2 separate regions of the Homo sapiens genome follow, and region 1 is linked to region 2. A link is a loop called in an ENCODE intact Hi-C map of the cell type or tissue named here. Cell type or tissue: HepG2. All regions are shown on one strand. Each heading gives the region's core, and the rest is flanking DNA. Links, peaks and the distances in the headings are about the cores only. Region 1 has its middle 27 kb from the start of LINC01349. Region 2 overlaps CDC14A (cell division cycle 14A).

Region 1 (8,340 bases), core at 24-8,023, 160 kb before region 2:
ATAAGAAGCCATTTGGCCTCGATATAGGGATCAAGACTATGGCTTTCCTATCAGTAACATTATACCCTTCTGCAACAAGCACTAAATTTAACAAGTGACTGAGGCATTTAAAAAGAATATAATATTGCAACAAATTTATACTATATATAACCCCACAGAAAGAAGATCCATAAAATACCTAGGAAGTTATAGCACAAAGTAAACAATACACGAAAATTTTACTCAAATGTTGGTTCTGCCATTCAGCCGTTCATTCATGCATTCAGCAAGTATTTATTGAATGGCTGCTACATGCTAGCCAATATAATGGTGAACAAAACAGATATATCCCTGCAGTCACAGAAGTTACAATGTAGCAGGCAGGAGGGATACAGAGAAGTTAAACAGAAATCATAATACCTTGTAATAAATGCTATCATAATGGAGAAATTATAGTGTGCTGTTGGTACCTCAATGGAAGGACAACGCAGTGTGTGTGTGTGTGTGTGTGTGTGTGTGTGTGTGTGTGTCTGTGTGTCTGTTTGTAGGCTGGTGGTCAAAAAGGGCTTCTCATTCATGTTTATGAGTTTTAATTAGATAAATGATATAGGGGTAGTGGTGGGAAGACAAGGAACCAGCATGTACAAAGACCCAAAGATGAAAAGGAACATAACATTAACTCCGCAGTGTTTCAACAGTCTTCTAACATTTCACTCTTATTCTCTGTGACAGAAGCAGTGCCACAATCAAGGCCTTGGGTGAGACTGTGCCTGGAGTTGCCGAAAGCCTTTGCCCATAAAAGTTGCTTTTCTCTGTTAATAATTGTTCAGTGGTTTGAATCTGTCATTTATTGCACCCCCACTTAAAATGTGACCGACTTGCAGACAGGGAGCATAGCTCATTGTATTTCCCACAACCCAGCATAGCATTCTATATACATTGGAAGCTTAAGAAACGTTAGTGCTAAACAAATAGATAAATGGTAAAAAATGGTCAGCAACCAAACTGGAACTCCCGGAATTTTCAAGGGAGTAGCAATGTTTATCCAACAAGTTTTTCAGCTAATGTTACTTAAGTTTCAACTTTAAGAGCTTAGTCACAAAGATTCTCATTAGGTAATACCTTGGCAATTCAAATAATCACTGCCCCTCTGACTTGAGCTAGTTGACTTGGTTAAGGCCAAAATCTGAAGCTTCAAGTCCCATGGAAGGTTAGTTACCTTCAAGGAGAGAAAGAAGATCTGTTCATAGTCCTGCCCATCAGTCTGACCCTGAACTCTGGTGGGGCTAAGGGAAATAGCATTGCATAGTCTGTAGCCCATACGATGGGCTAGGCACTTACCTAGGGATGTTGATATGAAGATAAATAAGCAGTTCCTGCCCCCTAAGGAGGCTCTGGCACACAGTAGCTTCTCAAGAAATGCTTCTTGAGAAACTGAGTGAATACAGCCTCACATATTTAGGCAAATCACTTATAAAATATATTACAGTTTTGTTTTTATATGTGGGACTCCTTCCTGGACTATAGAAATGTTTGTATCCTATGGATTCTTTGTAGTCTCTGCAAAAAGCTAATTCCTCCTCTGAGGTTAAAGGAATCCTTACCATTGTTTTTGAAGACAGTAAGAGCTGCAGTAGCTGAAGCAGTAGCACTGAAGTGGGGATTTTCAGCTACTGAAGGGGCCTCAGTCCCACTCAATGGATACTGCAGCATAAGCCTCTGTTCCAATATTACCCTACCCTGGGAACAGCTGTTGGAACAAAAGAATTGCTCTGAGAGTCAGCGTGAGCAGTATCCCTAAATAAGTGTAGTCATCCTTTATAAGTAGCAGGTCTCCACTCCTGCCCTTAAATTGTCCAACTCCAATGCTAATAGTCACTAAGGAGAGTGCAGCACAGGCCCTGAAAGGAGCCACCAAGGACATTATTTCATGATGCAGAGGACAAATGTATGCTTTCTCCAAAACCTGGAAAATCAAGTTTATGTATGTCATGTTTATTCAAACACACTTGAAATAAGGTCTCCCTCTCCTCTGGCAAGGACACTTTCAGATCTGAGGGAGTGAAGTTCTTTTACCCACCCCAACAATACTGGTCAGAACTCTGACTTTTGAGTTCCTTGAGTCATGAGCAGGCTGTTCACTTCCAGGGCACTTTCCTCAGGCTTCTTTGGCATGAATTGAGGTCAGGTTACAGCTGTCTCCTGGGTGATAAAAGCTGCTTGGCTTCTCACACTTTTGGATGAATCATTGGAGTTTCCCAGAGAAATGCAGAGGGTACTGCCACCCCTCAGTGAGTGTTAACCTCCCACAGTGATGGAGCAGTGAAACATCAGCCAAATGGTGATGCAATAACAGGCTCAAGATGAAGCTTTTATTATGGTCTGTACAACTCATGTTGATTTGAGAAGGAAAGAAAACAATATAAACAGCAAATCCCACGACTGAGTTTCACTGTCACAAATATGTTCTTCATCAAATCCCAACCTCCTTCATTCTTTTCTTCTCTAATTCTCAACTCCCCAAGATACCTGGAAATATTTTCTGCCTGATTTCTCTAATTTGTTCACTTGACCTTCCATCATTCACTCAGCAAGTATATAATGAGCCCCTGTCATGTAACAGGCACTGGGAATCAATTCCAGTTTTTCTGCCTATTACTAGTTACATTTTTTTTTACCAATTATATTTTTTAAGTATGGAGTCGTAAGTACAATAATAAAGTATCAACAAAGCAAAAGGTCAGGGAGTGAAGAGCATACATCAAGAACTGTGTTAGAGCAGTAACTGATAATTTCCTAAAAGTAAAATATGAGAGTTGAGTTTTTCAGGACATAAAGGGATTTCTGGGCAAATAAGGGCAGTGAGAAGAGTGAAAGGTAAGAGATAGAATTCTAGGGAAAGTAAAAATAGCAGCAGCTCCCAACACTTGTTGATGGTTTAGCCACTAATGGGTTTATATTGTGCTCAGCACTGATCTAAGCTTTTTACCTGTGTTAATTTTTTTTTTCTTTTGAGACAGAGTTTCCCTCTTGTTGCCCAGGCTGGGGTGCAATGACGTGATCTCGGCCCACTGCAACCTCTGCCTTCTGGTTCAAGTGATTCTCCTGCCTCAACCTCCCAAGTAGCTGGAATTACAGGTGCCCACTATCATGCCCGGCTAATTTTTCATATTTTTAGCAGAAACGGGGTTTCACCATGTTGGCCAGGCTGGTCTCAAACTCCTGACCTCAGGTGATCCACCCGCTTTGGCCCCCCAAAGTGCTGGGATTACAGGCTTGATCCACTGCACCCTGCCTGTGTTAATTTTTTAAATCCATACAAGATCAACATGAGGTAGTCTCTACTATTATTTCCACTGTGGCAACTGATACACAGAGAGACTAAGTAAGTTGGCCAAAGTCATATAGCTAGAAAGTGGCAAAACCACAATAAGATCCAGAGCTCTTAACCACTATAGGATACAAGTACAGAAAGATATATGCAAAGGTCCAGGGATGAAAGGCGAACAGAGCTTTCTGGGGAAAAAATGGGAGTGGATATGAACGAGACCAAATAGTCATGGGAGAGCAGCAGACGTAAATGATAATGAAGAGCTAATAGGCCAGATTATGAAGAACCCGTGTACCCTACTAAAGTTTGCACTTAATTCTGAGGGCAGTTGGGAACTATGAGCAGCTTTATAACCAAGATCAGGCCCATGTTTTAGGAAGATAACTCACAGAAGTGTAGAGAATGGCTTTGAGAGGGCCAATGGTCAGGAGATCAGTTAAGACAGTAATGTTAACTATATACATGAGAAATGATAAAGGGTCTCTCTCAGTCTATTTTGTGCTGCTATGAGAGAATACCTGAGACTGGATAATTTATAAAGTATAAAAATTTACTTCTTACAGTTTTGGAGACTGAGAAGTCCAAGATCAAGTGGTCAGCATCTGGTGAGTGCCTTCTTGCTACATCATCCCATGGCAGAAGGGCAAATAGGGATGAGAGAGAGGGAGCAGGAGGGGGCTGAACTCATCCTTTTATAAGGAATCCATTCCTGTAATAATGGTATTAATCCACTGATAAGGACAGAGCCCTCATGGCCTAATTACCTCTTAAAGGTCCCACCTCTTAATACTGTTACAATGGTGGTTATGTTTGTAACATATACTTTTGGGGGGGGTCACACTCAAGCCATAGCAAAGCACAACTAAGGAAGCAGGACCAGGGCTGAGAGAAAGGGAGACTACAGGATCTGTTTAGATAGTAGAATTTATAGAACTGAAAGGGAAGCTGACTGGAGGTGAAAGTTGATTCAATAAGAGTAGAAGAATCACTTGAGCTCAGGAGTTTGGGACCAGCCTGGGCAAAATAGCAAGGTTGAGGCAGGTGGATCACTTGAGCTCAGGAGTTTGAGATGAGCATGGGCAACATGGCAAAACCCTGTCTCTACTAAAAGTACCAAAAATTAGCCAGGCTTGGTGGCACGCATCTGTAGTCCCAGCTACTTGGGGGACTGAGGCAGGAGAATCCCTTGAGCCCACAGGGTGGCTGCAGTGAGCTCTGATTGCACTACTGCACTCCAGCCTTGGCGACAGAGTGAAACCCTGTCTCAAAATAAATAAAAGAAGAATGACTTCCAGGTTTAGGATCAGGTATTTAGCCATGCCATTAACCAGAATGACGAAGGTTAGAGAAGGACCTGGGATAAGAGAAAGACAGTTTGTTCAGCTTGAAAATATTGCATTTGAGATGCCTGTTCCAGTTATCCATTGTTGCATAATATACTACCCCAAAATTTAGTAGCTTGGAAGAATAATTCATGATTATTTTTCATGGTTCTGTGAGTGGACCAAGGTCAGCTGGACATTCTTACTTGGGGTCTCTCATGTAGTTTCTGTCAGGCGTCAGCTAGGCTACAGTCATCTGAAGACTCAAGTGGGCTGGTTATCTAGGATAGTTCACTCACATAGGTGGCAGTTGATGATGGCTATTGGATAAAAGCTCTGCTGGGCTTGTCCACCTGCACGTGGCCTCTCCAAGTGGCTTGAGCTTCTCGCAGCAGGATAGCTGGATTGCAAGAGACAGTATCCCAACAACTCACATTTCAAGAGACCTGGGCAGAGGCTATAAGGCTTCTAGTGACCTAGCCTTGGGACTCACTCTCACTTTTGCAGCATTTTACTGGTAAAGAGAGAGTCACAGGGTCAGCCCGGATTCAAGGGCAGGGGACTCCAGAGAGCATAAAGACTGGGAGACATGGCTCCTTGGGGCCCATCTTTGGAGACTAACATGATGCCTTTGGGACATGCAATTAAAGTGGTTCAATATGGATTTAGATTGGGGATTTAGCTGAAGAGACAATCAATATGTAGGTCATGATTGATGCCATAGACATAGATGAGATCTCCCAGGGAGAATGTGTGAAGTACTACAAGAATAAGATGAGGGGAAGACTTCTGAAGCACCAGTATCTGAAGAGAAAGCAATGGAACACTGAGGAGAGATATGAAGAAAGTGGGACCATAGAGGCAGAGAAAACCATGAATGACTATGCTTATACAAGCCAAATGCAACATTTCAAGAAAAGGAAATAGTCAATAGAGTCAAATGCTGAAGAGAGGCAAAGTCATGTAGGGTCCACAAAGTATTTTCACCAAATTTAACAATTAGTTGATCATGGATAACCTTAGAAGGAACAATTCCAAGGAATTGGAAAAAGCAAAGGAAAAAAATGAGACAAAAAAAAGGGCAGTGAATGGTAGCTAAGAGAGAGAAGGAAATCACAAGACATAGTGTTGAAGGGAGGTTTTTGTTTTAAGATGCTTGGGGAAGGGCTTTGGGCACAGATTGTCTGTTTGCATGGATTTACTTGTTGGCTCTACCAGCTGTGCGACATTGCTTAAGTGATTTAACCTCTCTTAACCTAGATGTTCTCTGAAGAGGTAACATTTAAGCCGATGCCTGAATAATGAATCGGCCATGCAATGGATTGGAAAATGGTCTTGGCTGGGGTAACAAGGGTATGGGCAAGTTGGGGACACATTTGGCTTGTTAAGGAATAGACTGGAAATGGTGACAAGTTGGCAGGTAGGATGGAGTGGAAGATATGGTCATGGGAGCAATATGAGATTGAGCTGGAAGGGAGACAGAAGCCTGATCTTTCTGAGCTTTTACTATGGTGAGATGTCATCCTAATTACAATGGAAGTCATTGGAGAATTGAAAATAGAGGAGGGATATTATTTAACATATTTCTAAAAGGCCACTCTGTTTTAAAAATAAGCACACCTCCCCAGCAATTCTACTGCTAGGCATTTACTCAAAATAAATGGAAATATATGTTCATAAAAAGACTCATGCAAGAATTTCATAGCGGATTTATTCATTATAGCCCCAAACAGGAAACATCCCCAAAATCTACTAATAAAAGAATAGTAAACATACTGTGGAATATTCATAAATGGACTATTACTCAGCAATAAAAAAGAATTAATTTGCTGCTACAGGAAGGAAAATTTTATATGATTCCATTTATATGATATTCTAGAACAGGAGAAATGAATACACAGTGGGAAAAACTTAGAACACTGATGTCCTCTGGGAACTTTTTGGAGTGATAGTAATCTATCCTTGATAAGAGTTAAGGTTAATGGCCTGGTGCAGTGGCCCACACCTGTAATTCCAGCACTTTGGGAGGCCGAGGCAGGTGGATCACCTGAAGTCAGGAGTTCGAGACCAGCCTGACCAACATAGTGAAACCCCATCTCTACTAAATATAAAAAATTAGCTGGACGTGGTGGCACATGCCTGTAATCCCAGCTACTTGGGAGGCTGAGGCAGGAAAATTGCTTGAACCCGGGAGATGGAGGTTGCAGTGAGCTGAGATTGAGCCATTGCACTCCAGCCTGGGCAACAAGAGCAAAACTACATCTCAAAAAAAAAAAAAAAAAAAAAGAGTTAGGGTTACACAGTGGTGGAAACTCAAAAAATGTGTAAATTTGGTATTCAAATTTTACATTTAAAAAACACATAAATATTGAACTTTAATTAGTTATATGCATGCCAGAGTGTTTATGGGGAATACTACTGATATGTTCAATTCCTTTCAAATACACCAAAATTAAGATGGACTAGTGAATAAGGAGTAGAAATATGGATGGACAGAAATGTGAGAAAGCAAGTGTAAGTAAAATGCTAATGGCAGAACCTAGCTGGTAGGTACATGAATGTTTATAGTAAAATTATTACAATTTTGCTTTATATTTGAAGATTTTCTTAGTGAAATGTTGGTGGAAAAGATTACTCTGATGTCTCTGAGCATAATGGATTTAGGGGGCAACTAAGAACGTTGGAAGGTGAGAGGAGGCTATTGCATTGGCCAGAGTGAAAGGTAAAGTCAGTACAAAGAATGACATTAGTGATTATGATGTTGAGAATGGATTTAAAAAGAAATGATCTGATTCTATATTTATGTTGGAGATGCTGTGAGAAACAATTAATACAAAGCCTTTGAACTAGAGCCTTCCCTGAATAATTTCAGGCTTAGAGGGAGCTCAGTAAATTCTGTTATCTCATCCTTCCCTCAGGCAACGTCACTTCCAAATCACCTCAGAGAAATGAGAATTTCTTCTCTATTAAATAACTCATTCTAATGTTTAATGACTGTTGCAGTCTCTTGTTTTCTTCAATCTGAAATTGTCTAAATATAGTGAGAGCTCAGATTACTGGCCCAGAATGGAGTTTCTTAAAGTCCTAATATATGGTATGATCATGTTTATGTTTATCTGATATAGTAGAGTCCATGAGGGATCTGCAATACAATATTCCCAGATAAAAAATTTGGTACACTTTAGACATCTTTATTAGAATTTTGTGTTTCCCATCAGGTGTAGCACACAGATAGAACCCCTAGATTAACCATGTAGGCAGGAAAATTGGGGGGAAAATGAAAACCTGTCATCTATGTCATTATTTCAGCACTAAGCCTTCAGGGAGTAGGAGAAGTGTCACTCAGAACATCTCTGCAATTGCCTGAGCTGCACGAGTGTCACCAGCTGCATGATACGCTCACTTAGAGCTTGTTGAAACTCTCGCCTTTTCTCCCCCATCTATGCACCCCTATCCTTTCAGTGGAAGCAGGGCCGGTGTTTGTTCAAACTCAGTGGAAAATAGTAGCAAGCACACTCTCTGTTTGGCTTCTCTTTTTACAGTTAATAGTTAATAGCTTACTTGGCTGCTTGGCAAAGTGCTAGGTGCCAGGCTGAGCACCATGCAGCATCATTTTGATCAACCTTCATAGCAACAGTTCTGTGAGGTGGCATCTATTATTATCTACATTTTACAGCTGAAGTGTCTGAGGTTCCAAGGTTAAGTAAT
Region 2 (8,340 bases), core at 90-8,089:
AGGTTAAATCTCTCTCTCTTGGGCTGAGGCTGGACAAAAAGTTAATGAATGAATGGCTGTGGGAATAAATGAATGAGTGAATACATAAGTATTCTTCTAAATAATGGTCATAAAGCTAGTTAGTGGAGAGCCAGAACTAAAACTCAGTTCTCCTCCTTTTTTCTTCTGTGGTAACTTCTTGGGTATATTCATAAGTTGTACCTACATTAGCAGTTTAGTTAGTTAGTTGTCAGGAGAGCAGCAATCTTACCAAAATCACTGAGTGACCTTAATTGTGGTTTTTTTTTTCTCATTATGCTTTAAGACATGCAAACAAAAGAAAAGAATGAAAAGTGCCAAGTGGGATGTCATAAGAAAATTGCACTGTAGCCAGATCACACATAGAAAATGACAGAAAAAGGGTAGGCAGAGATGGCTCTGTGATTTTCTTCTCACTCTCACCTGATCTAAGAGATATAAAAGGTACAAAGTTAGAATGCATTAGCTGTCAAATCAACAATATTCTATTAGAGGCACACACTTCTCTTAACAATGCAGCCATTTTATAACCACAGGCTGACATGGTCCACAACCAGGGGAACAAGAGGTAGAAAGGATCAAGAACAGGATATAATGTGGTAATGGGGACAATATACTTACTCTTCCAGGAAGTGCTGCTGGGGTCCTATAATAGAGCCTGGCCGGCATATTCTAATCCAAGCAATTATTTCAGCATGTGTAAACCTGTAGTGTTTCATTACATAACAGGCTATCAATGTCCCTGTTCTTCCAAGACCAGCTGTAAGAGAATGAAACAGAATAAGAAATATAAAGTCTAGCAAATGCTACCACAAAAACACTGAAATCAAACCTTGCCCAGAAACTGCTCTGCATTCAAGTGTGATGATATTATCAACAGCTAATAAACATAACTGCTATCATGTAAAACCCAATTTTTCTTTAAACAATGAAAAGGGCAAAATGAAGGTGCCATAGATTTGGGGGCAAGAAAGTGATGTGATAAAAAGCAAATGGGTCTGGCAGCAGCATTACTGGCTGGAGTGGAAAAGCCAGAGATGGAAGCAAGAGAGATGAGATGGAAGGCTGGGGCAGGGAAGCAAGGGTGGCTGGGGGGTTGGGATGAGGGTGGAAAGGGATGAGGGTGAGCAACTGCAACAAAGATGTAAAGCTCAATTAGAAATCCATTAGGACTGGGTCACAGGGAAAGTTATAGGTAAGTGACATTTCTGACCTAGAAAACTGGTACAATGTTGACTTCATCCATGAAAACATTTAGTTAGAAAAAGAAAGAAAAAAAAATTGTGTGCATATGCGTGTGTGTGTGTGCGCGCGTGTGTAAAACAAAACAAAGTAGGGAAACATTGATAGTTTCATTTTTTACATGTTCAAGAATCTTCTGCTTTTGAGGGGACCTTTTGTCAGCTTTCCCTGATCAAACAATAAAGGTAGTCTTCTCTTATCTCCCAGTAATTGGGAGCACACAGCATTTCAGCAAATCTAAAACTACAGTCGTGTAGTATGTAAGTTCCACTAAGAAAGAAAAAATTAAACTATGACATGCCATCAATTTTAAGATCCATTCTAACTTCAGAAATGTTAAAATATGAAAAATGTATGTCTTTAAATCAGTGTTCCTCAACCTTTTTTACATTATTGTTCCTTCCAGGAGCCTCTTTAGATATTTTATTCCTAATCAGTCCCCATGAAATTTCACTGTCACAGATAGACTGCATATCTGTTTATGTAAATCTGTGCTTTATACAAAAAAAAAAAGTTTTTCATCCCACTAAAACAACAATTTTGTGTCTACAGATGCCTGACATTTCCTTCCCATTAACCCTTCTTTTTTTTTTTTTTTTTTTGGAGACCGAGTTTTGCTGCTGTTGCCCAGGCTGGAATGCAATAGTGCGATCTCGGCTCACCACAACCTCCACCTCCCAGGTTCAAGCGATTCTCCTGCCTTAGCCTCCCGAGTAGCTGGGATTACAGGCATGCACCACCATGCCCGGCTAATTTTGTATTTTTAGTAGAGACAGGGTTTCTCCATGTTGGTCAGTCTGGTCTCGAAGTCCTGACCTCAGGTGATCTGCCCTCCTCGGCCTCCCAAAGTGCTAGGATTACAGGCGTGGGCCACCACTCCCGGCTAACCCTTCCTTTTTAAGAAGTATTCATACTCTGTTTCATTAGATGAGGTGTGTGTGTGTGTTCTGTTTTAATCTGAAGGAACCCTTGCCCCAGATCAAACATCAATGTTCTTTCGAAGAGTGAGGTTTAATTTTGGTCTCAGTGGGGCTCTCCCTTTATGATTAAGATTTCTGCGTAATTTGCCTTCTATTTCACCCAGTGCCTATCGTTGTTAATTCCCTAGATGCCTGGCAAGACTATAGGCAACCGTATAGATAAAACACAGGTGACATCCTGGAGCAGAAGCCAGAGCCCAGTGAGTTTCCAGAGTTCTTCCTTCAAGTCACCAATTTGGGTGTCTATCTGGAGAGAAAAGGGCCTTCCTTATGGAGACAACACTCTCTCTCACTGCTCCCCACTGTGCAAAGACCTGGATGGCTCCCTCACTTAGGCTCCTGTTCACACTCACAACCAAAAAGGAGGTGCAGGAAATTTTCCAATTTCTCTGAAACTAAAGCAGCTTCCCCCTTTTAAAAAAGAGTCTATAATTTTGATCTATAAAAAGAACGCACTTAGCACTCAATAGTTAGGAGCTCTTACCACAACTGAACTGAATAGGAACATTTCACTAAGTTTCTATAAAAACTTTAACAAAATTTTTTAAGCATTTGTAATTAAAGGGCTCCCTGGCACAGCATGACAAGATGTTGAAAAGTGTTCTATTTATACCAAGTCAAACACCAATTGCTTTATAGTTCCAGGCATTTTCTGAAAGCCCTATAGAACATCGATAATCACATACTGGACTATCACAACGTTGCTGTATTTTAGATTATTATTTGTGGTAGAGAATTTCAAGAATTCATAGCCATCTCTTTTATCAACCACAAAGTGAAATGCAGATATTGAAATGTAATCCCCAGCAAATTGGTTTCTAGTTTATCTCTGTATAAAATACTTTACGTTGAGGCATGACATATTCATTCCCTTTTCAGTAGCCACCAAAGTTCATTTGACATAGGATAAGATTCTTTCTCCTTCCTTCTTTTAGTTCAATTAAAAGACTGAGTGCTGCTTGAATTCCCAGAAAACTAAGCTGACTTAATTAGGGCAGATGTCAAAATAATTAATAAGCCTATAGTAGATAAGTATGCTGTGAAAAGCAATACAGCTGTAATTAAACCAAAGGTGTAATCCTTATAAAAGAATCCTACGTGTGTGTGCAAGTGGAAGAAAATGAAATAACAATCTCAAAAAGATATTACCACATGTAAATGTGACTATCCTATACAAGAACTGACTTCAATGTTAAAGGTTCTGATTTAAAATAAAAACATCTACAATACAGACTGGGTACGGTGGCTCACACCTGTAATCCCCGCACTTTGGGAGGCTGAGGCAGGTGGATGACCTGAGGTCAGGAGTTCAAGACCAGCCTGGCCAACATTCTCCTGAGGTTAGGAGTTCAAGACCAGTTCTGGCCAGCAGAACCCCATCTCTACTAAAAATATAAAAAATTAGCCAGGAGTGGTGGTGGGCACCTGTAATTCCAGATACTTGGGAGGCTGAGGCAGGAGAATTGATTGAACCTGGGAGGCAGAGGCTGCAGTGAGCTGAGATCGCACCATTGCACTCCAGCCTGGGTGACAGAGCGAGACTCTTTGTCTCAAAAAAAAAAAAAAAGAAAAGAAAAGAAAAGAAATTTGCAATATAAAATAAATACATATATTTTTTAAAAGGTAAACATTCACAGGTCAAGGATATAGAGAAAATATCTGTAATAAGAATGTTTAACACCAGAGAGTTTTCTTTGCACAAGGTCTCTCAGGTGAGAAATACTATCAAGAAACACACTGAGTTTTAATGAAAGCTTTGCAGTTCTTCTCCTTTGAATGTGTCAATCCAAGATACGGATGGCTAATCCACAGATAAACTCTACGACGTAGTAATAATAAAACTACTTGAACTAAGAAATAAGGCCAAATTAATCTCAGGAAAAAATACAATTTTTATGGCACAAAACTAAAGTTTGAAAGAGAAGATAGGATTATCTCCTGCTAAACGTTGATATAAACGTTCCCATTAGCTCTCAAGTTCTATTGCTGTTTAAAATACGTGACATGTGGGCTTTTTCTTGGACCTGGGCAATACTGAACAAAATGCAATGGAAAAGCAAACAGGGTGCAAATGAATCACATGGGGACAAGCCAACACACTGGCACCCCACTGTGGCCTGAAAGCAGCACCCACAAATGAGCCAGCAAGTGACACCTTCCTAACAGACTCCACGCCAGAGACAAGATATCCCACAAAGCCAGGGCCCATCCTGCTAGCTAATGGGGAGGGTGGGGAGGGAGAGCTCTGCCCACCCAGGAGGAGGGAGCCTGGCATGGGGAGCCCTGCTCCAAACCCAGGCCACGTGCTGCTCATTTCCATCTCTCTGGGTCTCTGGGAAACCGCAGCTTCCCATTTTTGCTCACATGTTCACAAAGTACCTCCACCTACTCAAATCTTAAACATAGAAACAAGGGCCTACAAAACGGCATTTTAATTTCTGTCAGAACCAAAGCCATACTCGTCTGAATAAGTCAGTTACAGCAGCACTAGGCACATGAAAAGAACAGCACCCTCCCCAACACCTACTAGATGATTAGCATAAAATGAGAGGGAAACCGGGTCTAGACCCAAAACCATAAGCACAGCACCACCCAGCGACACTAGGAGGAGCTGCACATGAGGAACTCGAGGCTCCAGCCCAGGGCGGCCCTAGTGATTTCTCCTCGCTGAAATCAAAGACCCAGTAAAATATCTGGAATATTTCCAGTATTATCCATACCGAAAGATCTGGAATGGAGTGGATTTTAAGCCTCCTCGAAGTCAAACAAGCTTAGAGCAAATGGCATGTCATATTTTCTGAGTAGCTGACATGGGGTTGCCAGATAAAATACAGAATGCATGTTCCCTGCAATATTTGGGACATATTTATACTTTTTGTTTTAAAAGTATTCATTGTTTATCTAACTTTCAAATTTAATTAGGCAGCCTGTATTTTTATTTGCTAAATCTGGCAATCCTAAACCTTCTATAGTCTGAACAATTCCTGCCCCAAAGTATCCACCCCCAGAGATCAGAGATTTTTGCAAAACAAACTCTTTAAGTTTATTCCATGAGGCAGCATCACATCAGCAGCATTGTAAGCTAGCGGATTGCCCCTAGCAACAGGCATGGAAGACGCTCTGCTCCATGAAGCCAAAGACTAGGAGGGGAGGGAAAAGCAGAGACTGGAATGGGGGTCCAGATAACTGGGTCATAAAACAGAACCACGACAGTGCAAGAGGATGGAGAAGAGATGGGCAATTCTGAAAAAAAACAAAGGAGAGAGGAAAACTAACAACCCTTGTCTCTTGAGAATTTTACCTGTTTAAAGGTGTTCCTGCAGCCTAAAGACACTGCTACTGTGTTTCCCCTCATTGTGGCACGTGGGCCTGGAAAGGTAAGGTCTGAAAAACTGGCATATCAAGAAAGCCACACCACCACCAATTGTCCACACCCAAGCAATCGTTTCTTTAAGAAGGGGTTATTAAAATGAGTTTGTGTCCCAGTTGTCTGAAATTTAAAACCTCATTGTTTTTCTAAGACACTAAACAGGTTTTGTTTTATGTTATTTGCTCTTCCTTGGCCCGCCCCTTCGATAAGCACAGCCACCACCACCGAGGCCTTGCACACACCTTTGCAGTGAACGGCGATGGCCCCTTCGGTGTTCTCACAGATGTTCAGGAACCTTCGCACGATGTTGTCACTGGGTGTGCTGCCATCTATGAAGAAGAGGTCATAGTGCTCGAAGCCAGCGTCTGTGAAGCGCTTTGCCTCATAAATCTTTTTGTTTAGCCTCACAACTGCAGTCACATTATGCTTTTTGAAATAAGGAAAGTAGGCTTCAGGGGCGTGAAGAGGATAACCTAAAGGAACAAAGGAGCAGTAAGCAAAAGGCATGCATTTCATCTTCCACAACCCAGAAATACAAAACTCTCAACAATGAAGTGTATAAATCTCAACAAAGCTTGGGAGGAAAGTGTGTTGTGTGAGAGAAGAGGTCACAGCAAGCTCCTACAAGCATCAATCTGCATAACTGTAAGCACCACAGGAGGTTAAAAAGAAAACTTCTGTAAGTACTGAAAATACATCATTAAAGTTCAAAATCTCAACCTCTAGATTCGAATCCTGGGAGCATACTCTTCCCACTCCCAAGACAAAAGCATTCTTGAAGTAATCAAATGTGCATAACAGACCTAGAATGGTGACTTTATTCTCTCTTGAGCTTTATTCTCTACTTGACAAACAGTTTTCAACTACAGCTGAAGCTTTTTTGCCATATGTATAGTTTTAATTTGTAGTACAATGCTCCCCAGAAGCAATTATTATTAAGCACCTACTATGTACAAGTCACAATTGCGTATCATTTCAAATTCTCAAAACCATCTCTTAAGTATGGCTAATTCCATTTAACAGATTAAGAAACTAAAAGAGGGGGTGTTGGGAGGATATTGGTCAAAGAAAACAAAATTTCAGTTAGAAAGGAGTATGTCCCAGAGATCTATTGTACAACATAGTGACTATAATAACAATGTATTATATACTTTAAAGTCATTTAGAAAGTAAAATTTAAGTCTTCTCACCACAAAAAATGATAAATATGTGAATACTTAAGTAAGACTTGACTTAACCATTCTACGATGTATACATATTTCAAAAGTTGTTGTACACCATAAATATATAATTTTTATCAATTAAAATATAAATTTTTTTAGTTAAAAATAAACAATAACTTTTGTGGACACTTCCTTTTTTTGAGGGAGGAAGATGCTCCACCTTTAAATCCCCTTTTATTTTTGAGTGGCTCCACCATCATGTGAGTATTCCTGGGAGCTACACAGTCAGCTGGGTTACAGACCTAGCCTTAGCTAATCAGCCAAGGCAACCACTGGGGGCTTTGGCCTTTGCAGGCCTTGCAATGGCAGCTCCAAAAGTTCAGGGGACTAAGTTCCCAGCACACTGATGGCCACATCTGTAACCCATTCAGAATTCACTGAACCCTAACATACCAGCTGAGTGCAATTATCTCAGTTGGAACCCATTCATGATGGGAGGTTCCAGGGGTGGCGGCAGCCAGCAAAGTGAACCAGACTGTTTCCACGCTGTGTGCTTGGCTGTATTTCTTGCTGCCTTGGATCCCTGTTATGCTAGTCAGCTCTCAGCTCCAAGCCGACTCTTATGCTCTGTGACACTGGGGCTGGAGTCCATATACTACGCCCTACATTTCCCAGACTACCTTTCTATCTGGCTTCCTATTGGTTGTAAAAATGGGAGGCACTAAACCTCAACCTGAGGAGGAGGAAGGGAATTCTTCCTGTCCTCCTGGCAGCATCACTTCAGCAGCAGAAAACAGGAGCAGGTTCTGCTAACTCCACTTTTGTCCCTTTTGTCCCCCCAGCCTTAAAGGTACTAGCTGTTTTCTCCAACATATTCTGGTTTCTTCAGTGTTGCCTTTTTACTTTTTAGTCTTCTTTGAAATAAACTCCTTGTATTAAATGCTTTATGTTTGAAATGCCTAGTGTGGTTCCCATTTTCCCACTTGGGTCCTGTTCATCTTCTAAGCCTAGTTCTCCAGCCTTTTCTTAAAGTCTATGAGCTACCCAACATATTCCAAAAACTGCCTTTTACCAGAGTTGGACAGCCATAACTGGTACACTTGGCCAGGTCACACAAAGGATGAAGACAGAATTGGAAGGCAGGACCAATTAATCCACAGCTCAGATATGTGATTTTCACAGGCTATGTTGCTTTTGAGCAAACAGGTAAAACAGAGCTTATTTAAAATCTTCTGTGTAGAAACAATAACCTACACAAACATGGAGAAAACATGCTTTTCTAACTGCAAAAATCAAGTCTGTTTTCCTAGTTGGTTTACTTGCTCAAATTATTTCCCTGCAACAGATTTATAGCCTAAAGCAAAAAAAGAACTGTAGTTGGCATTAAGAAGTAACGGTTTTTCTATCATGTGAGGAATGGGGAGGAGAAGGGCTCATAAACACCTGGGCAGCCTGCCCTGGTGTGGCGGGCTGGTGAGAGCTTCTGCCTCTGGGTTGCTAGCATGCCTGGGACCTCCATGACAGCACCTGTCACACGTTGTGTTAGCAATTGGTTCAGTGCCTATCC

What was found. Peaks named below come from ENCODE experiments on the same cell type or tissue, not always from the same donor. Only the 100,000 strongest peaks of a DNase experiment are listed, where the experiment ranks them.
Region 1: it touches region 2 in a loop (4-fold over the local background); 4 of 110 quality-filtered maps call a loop at or near these places.

What each region holds. Positions count from the first base shown.
Region 1 is chr1:100,616,118-100,624,457 of GRCh38, reverse strand. No RefSeq gene overlaps it. Among named protein-coding and RNA genes, the nearest start is that of LINC01349, 27 kb to the left of the region's middle. RefSeq lists a silencer at 1,579-1,877. In HepG2, for the core only: a CTCF peak has its summit at 4,531; no DNase peak of the experiment used is centred there.
Region 2 is chr1:100,460,394-100,468,733 of GRCh38, reverse strand. It overlaps CDC14A (cell division cycle 14A), which reads right to left. Exons shown (of 16, transcript NM_003672.4): 9 at 5,853-6,083; 10 at 640-778. Among named protein-coding and RNA genes, the nearest start is that of GPR88, 74 kb to the left of the region's middle. RefSeq lists enhancers at 4,597-4,686, 5,965-6,586. In HepG2, for the core only: a CTCF peak has its summit at 4,827; a DNase peak (open chromatin) is centred at 4,813.